2 separate regions of the Homo sapiens genome follow, and region 2 is linked to region 1. Evidence: chromatin loops called from intact Hi-C (ENCODE). Cell type or tissue: right lobe of liver. All regions are shown on one strand. Links, peaks and the distances in the headings refer to the core of each region. The heading gives the core; the rest is flanking DNA.

Region 1 (2,906 bases), core at 121-2,620:
AGGCGCCCACACCTGTGCCGAGTTCTCAGGACGCGCACGCGTGCGCGTGCACACACACACACACACACACACACACACACGACTCGTAAAGCCCTGGGCAGGTGGGTTTCATTTTTAGTACTTCTGAGCTAAAATTAGTTTATTGAAGCAGCTTTATAAAGGTATTTGAATAGGTTCTAGAGACCCAGAATATAATATGTATGTAGTGGAAATGATTGTTCTGTTTCAGGACAGTTAATGTTTCTGTACCAAAGAAAACGAGAAACAATGGGACGCTGTATGCCTACATCTTCCTCCATCACGCTGGGGTCCTGCCGTGGCACGACGGGAAGCAGGTGCACCTGGTCAGTCCTCTGACCACCTACATGGTCCCCAAGCCAGAAGAAATCAACCTGCTCACCGGGGAGTCTGATACACAGGTGAGGGTCTTCATGGGTTACTGATAACAGGCTGTGCCTCTCCGTCAGAACGGACATGTCTTTCTCCACACAGGTGGGCGATGTCTAGGGCTCCAGTGACTTTGTTGGGAGTAAAGCCAAAAGCCATTGGAATGTTACTGGCGTGCATTTCTGACTTTCAGCTGAATCATATCCATGAGTTTGCAGACAAGTTTTATCTAAAATTAGGGACAGTTGAAGTGATCGCTGGCATTCTCGATGCAGAGTCCCTCGGGGAATGGGCCCTCTCAGTCTCTGGGGGCACCTACTGCACCTGGTGGGATGGAGCGCTGGTCCTGCAGAGCTGGCCTGCAGCTTCTCACCAGGAGCTCTGGGGATGAGAGCTGGGCTCATTCTGCATTCTGTGTAGGACTGGGCTATTCCTAGATGTTTATTCTAAGAATGTAATTGGAGATCATGGAAAAGGTAGAGGTACAAGTTGTAGTTTGTACATCTGTAGAAAGGTGTATGCGCAAATAAAAACTGGAAGTCACTTAAGTGATCATGAATACAGGCCAAGGATAAAGCAAGGGAATTCTGACACCCACCTTTGTGTTGAGTGGAAGGTGAGATAATTTACAAAACAAGGCCGGGCGCAGTGGCTCATGCCTGTAATCCCAGCACTTTGGGAGGCTGAGGCAGGTGGATCACCTGCAGTCAGGAGTTCGAGACTAGCCTGGCCAACATGGTGAAACCCCGTCTCTACTAAAAATACAAAAATTAGCTGGATGTGGTGGCACGCGCCTGTAATCCCAGCTACTCAGGAGGCTGAGGGAGGAGAATCGTTTGAACCCGTGAGGTGAGATGATGCCACTGCATTCCAGCCTGGGCGACAGAGGGAGACTCTGCCTCAGAAAAATTTACAAAACAAGAAAGATGGCAGCTTTCCAGGAAGAGGCTGTGAAATTGTTCCAGACAGAGAGAAAGAGAGGTCTCTCGGAGTTGATGGGGTTTTGAAAGCCCTACCAACACCTGCTCCTGCCTCTCCCCAGTTTGCATCTGTCTCCTTAGGAACATCCCTCACCTGCCCCTCTCCGTGTCCCCTCATCTGGGGCCCCCATCCCTCCTCTCCAGTGTCCTGAAAAGTGGGTGGGGTGATGGGCATGTAGCATGTAGCGCAGGAAGCCTCCCTTGCAGGTAGCAAATGTGAGGAGGTGTGGAAAACCGTTTGTAATGTAAATTATCGCTAAACTGCATCTTTAGGTAGGAAATGGGTGAGGCGATAGTGCTTCCTAGGATGTATCAGATCTGAGCCGAGCTAAGATTTCCCTGTCAGTCCATGTCCTGTTTAACTTCATGTAAGAGCCGTGTGTAATCCTCAGTATGTCTCCTTTAGGCAGCCCCACATGCTTGGTTTTAGAAGCTGACTCCCTCTCAGTCTCCTTACAGCCACAGGGCTGTGTGAGCCCTGGACTTGCACAGTCTTCTGCCAAGGTCAGGGGGCTCTCACCCTCTCAACTTCTGAGAAGTGGGCCCACTTAGTTTGAGGACCTCAAAAAAGGAATTGGTGAAGTCCGTGACCACATGTTGCAAAGCAGCACCCCCTGGCTTCCGTGGAGATAAGGATGGGGGGCTGTTTGGCGAGAGTCTGGCGGAATTGGCAGCTGTGGGGCCGCTGTGCCCTCTCTGCTGGGCTCTCCCCCGGTTGTGCCTGTGCGTGGCCATCTGTTCACAGGTTAGGGTGCCGACCCTGCTGTCCGGGCGCGGTTTTTCCATGTGCGTGGCCATCTGTTCACAGGTTAGGGCGCTGACCCTGCTGTCCCGGGCACAGTTTGCCCGTCTGTGTGGCCATCTGTTCACAGGTTAGGGCGCTGACCCTGCTGTCCCGAGCACAGTTTGCCCGTCTGTGTGGCCGTTCTCTTCACAGGTTAGGGTGCTGACCCTGCTGTCCGGGCGCGGTTTTTCCATGTGCGTGGCCATCTGTTCACAGGTTAGGGCGCTGACTCTGCTGTCCCGGGCACAGTTTGCCCATCTGTGTGGCCATCTGTTCACAGGTTAGGGCGCTGACCCTGCTGTCCCGAGCACAGTTTGCCCGTCTGTGTGGCCGTTCTCTTCACAGGTTAGGGTGCCGACCCTGCTGTCCGGGCGCGGTTTTTCCATGTGCGTGGCCATCTGTTCACAGGTTAGGGCGCTGACCCTGCTGTCCCGGGCACAGTTTGCCCGTCTGTGTGGCCATCTGTTCACAGGTTAGGGCGCTGACCCTGCTGTCCCGGGCACAGTTTGCCCGTCTGTGTGGCCGTTCTCTTCACAGGTTAGGGTGCTGACCCTGCTGTCCGGGTGCGGTTTTTCCATGTGCGTGGCCATCTGTTCACAGGTTAGGGCGCTGACCCTGCTGTCCCGGGCACAGTTTGCCAGTCTGTGTGGCCATCTGTTCACAGGTTAGGGCACTGACCCTGCTGTCCCGGGCACAGTTTGCCCGTCTGTGTGGCCGTTCTCTTCACAGGTTAGGGTGCTGACCCTGCTGTCCCG
Region 2 (2,906 bases), core at 266-2,765, 160 kb after region 1:
CCTGGACTCCACAGCCCTCCCACCCATCCCTGCCTGAGAATTATCAGTGGAGGCTCATCCCCAAGGCCCACGTCACCCCAGCGGGGCCACAGGGCTCCTGCATCTGCCCTGGAGGAGCTGCCAGCTGGAGCATGGCGGTCAAACCTGAGGTGTGGCTGGAGCTATCACAGCGAAGTACAGGTCTCTCCTGAGGAGGCCCAAGGCCCTGATTCCATCCCTTCTGGAAACTTCCAGGTGCAGCAAGATGAGTGTGAGGCCGGGCTGGGCCCAGGAGAGAAAAGCAGGAGGGGGTGGGGGTGCCCACATCCTGGGGCAGCCACCAGGACAGGGCAGAGACATCCTGAAAGCATGGACGCCCCCCATGCCCAGCCAGAGAAAGGTGCCAGGGATGCTGATGGCTCATTGGTGGTGCCTCTCACATCCCTCAGCACCCGGCATTGGGCAGCAGCCAAGAGGGCAGCCATGGGGGGCCTCGTGATCACGGATCAGTAACCTTTGTTCTGAACGGGGTGGTTTGTTTTCATGGAGGAGCCGAGTTTGTAAGGCCCAAGTTATTGAGCAGCAGCTTCCTAAGTCACGAGACCCTGAGGCCTCCCACCTCCCCAAGGCCTGGAGCTAAATCCGCAGGGTCAGCTCCACCTCCGACATTCCTCCTGGTCACCTTCACCCCTGCCCTTGTCTCTACCTTTGCTTTCCAGGGAAGGGGAAGCAGAGTGTCCACCCACCAGGGCAGGAGGCCGGGGGGCAGGGGAGACAGACAGCAAGACACAGAGGCAGAGAGACAGGGAGACAGACAGAGAGGCAGAGAGAAACAGAGACAGAGAGACAGGGACACAGAGAGGCAGAGAGAAACAGAGACAGAGAGGCAGAGAGAGATAGAGACAGAGAAGGAGGGAAGAGGAGAAGAGAAAGGACAGAAGGGGAGAGAGGGGGCCAGTCCCCATGGTCCTGTCCCTGGCACCCACGGCACTCATGGGTGCTCCATGCTGGGGCCACTGCATTCCCAGGAGGGGCCGTGCCCCAGATGCTCTGGTCCCTGGGTGGGAATTCCCAGGACACCTGTGCGTGTGGCGCTCTGGGCACCTGCCAGCCAGGGGACGCTGGCCTTGCACTGGCACTGTGCCTCTCCTATGGGCATCACATTCCTGGCTGTGTTTACTGCTAGGTTATCAGGAGAGCCAGTGCTTACCCAAACGTGGATCTTTGCGGAAATAACCCAGAGATAAGCTGGGACAGGCTGCAGTTTGACTTTCCTCTGTGTCAAGATAACAGCTGAGATCAGCGGGTGGCAGCGGAAGCACAGAGAGGGGCTGTGACCTCCTCTCCACAGAGTGTGTCAGATGGGGCCCTGGCTGCCCTGAGTGGACGACATCCAGGGAGGCTGCCCGGCCAGAAGCCCTGGGCCTGGAAGCAGCCAGCTTGAAGCTTGTGGCCTGGAGGCCTGGGGGCCAGAGTCCTGCACGGAAGCCCTGGTCCCATCCATGGAACCCTTCTGCTCTATGGTGCACAGCTGGGAAAAGTGAAGGGACACCCCTAGTTATTGTAGTTATTGTCAGAGAAATAACCATAGTGTAAATGTGTGTTTTTGTAACTTTTGTGATTATAAAATACAGTTTTGTAACATATTTGGAAAATGCAGAACAAACACGGAGAGGAGAAGTGTCCTCATTTCACCATCCATGGGGGCGAGAAACAGCCAATTCAGCATTTTCCATCCTGACGCATGTGTGCATATGTACACGCATATCACACATATGTGCCAGTTCCATTCTGACACTTGTGCAGATGCACACGCATATTACACATATGTGCCAGCTCCATCCTGATGTGTGCAGATGTGTAAAGATGCACAAGCATGTTACACATGTGCCAGCTCCATCACGACACGTGTGCAGATGCACACACATCACACATGTGTAAAGTTCATCATGACACGTGTGCAGGTGCACACACATGTTACACATATGTGCCAGTTCCATCCTGACATGTGTGCAGATGTGTAAAGATGCACAAGCGTGTTACACATGTGCCAGCTCCATCACATGTGTGCAGATGCACACACATATCACACATATGTGCCAACTCCATCCTGACATGTGTGCATATGCACACACGTATCACATGTATGTGCCAATACTCCCTCTGGGAGTTGGGGGAGGAGCTCCTTCCACAGACCCTCCAGGCACTCCAGGTACCGGGTGACAAAGGGTGGGCTGGGTCAGCCCTCATTCTACAGATGAGGAAACTGAGTCCTGGGGACAAAGAGACCACTCAGGGTGGAGGCCAAGGGGCACCAGACCCCAGGTCTCCTTCCCACAACCCAGCCCAGTCCAATGGCCCTGCTCACCTCCCAGCCCCATCCAGGATAAAGCCCTCCCAATGGCCTCTCCCAGAGGAGCCTCCCCAGGCAGGACCAGCCCCATCTTCCAGCTGGGGGCCCAAGCATCCGCTAGGGGCCTGGTCAGTAAATGAACCCAGGTCCTCAGACTAGCAGCTCAGCCACCCCTGGCCTCCATGGCCCAGAAGAAAGGTCCTGGGATGTGGGCACAGTGTCCGTGGGTCCCGGTGAGGGGGAGTGGTCCTCACCTCCGTCCACCTGACCCCAGGGCGTACAGGGGCCTCCACTGCAGGGGAGGCTCGGGTGCCAGTCTCAGCCCCAAGAGGCGCCAAGTTGAGTTTGTGGATGGGACAGAAGGGGCGTCCAAGGCCACAGCCTGACCCGACCCCGCAGCACCTGGGTTATCCCTGAGCTCCTTCTCCAAGCACCTCTAGAATCCTGTAAAATGGTTTCTAACCAATGGTTTGTGATTAACCGTCAACTGGGGAGGTGTCTTCTCAGTGGCCTGTGGTTTTCCAAGAAGCACCTGTGACCCTGTTGAGCACCTGCAAAGAGAACCTGGGCAGAG

What was found. Hi-C counts contacts between places; a loop is a spot of excess contacts. Peaks named below come from ENCODE experiments on the same cell type or tissue, not always from the same donor. Only the 100,000 strongest peaks of a DNase experiment are listed, where the experiment ranks them.
Region 2: a loop joins it to region 1, with 4 times the contacts of the local background. A loop is called at or near these places in 6 of 110 quality-filtered maps.

What each region holds. Positions count from the first base shown.
Region 1 is chr5:1,339,184-1,342,089 of GRCh38, reverse strand. CLPTM1L (CLPTM1 like) reads left to right here. Exons shown (of 17, transcript NM_030782.5): 3 at 230-419. Among named protein-coding and RNA genes, the nearest start is that of CLPTM1L, 4.5 kb to the left of the region's middle. RefSeq lists a cis regulatory region at 1,104 and an enhancer at 1,032-1,176. In right lobe of liver, for the core only: a CTCF peak has its summit at 1,260; a DNase peak (open chromatin) is centred at 2,399; H3K27ac peaks cover 2,188 bases.
Region 2 is chr5:1,184,271-1,187,176 of GRCh38, reverse strand. No RefSeq gene overlaps it. Among named protein-coding and RNA genes, the nearest start is that of TERLR1, 7.1 kb to the right of the region's middle. RefSeq lists an enhancer at 1-259. In right lobe of liver, for the core only: a CTCF peak has its summit at 1,110; a DNase peak (open chromatin) is centred at 1,286; H3K27ac peaks cover 2,500 bases.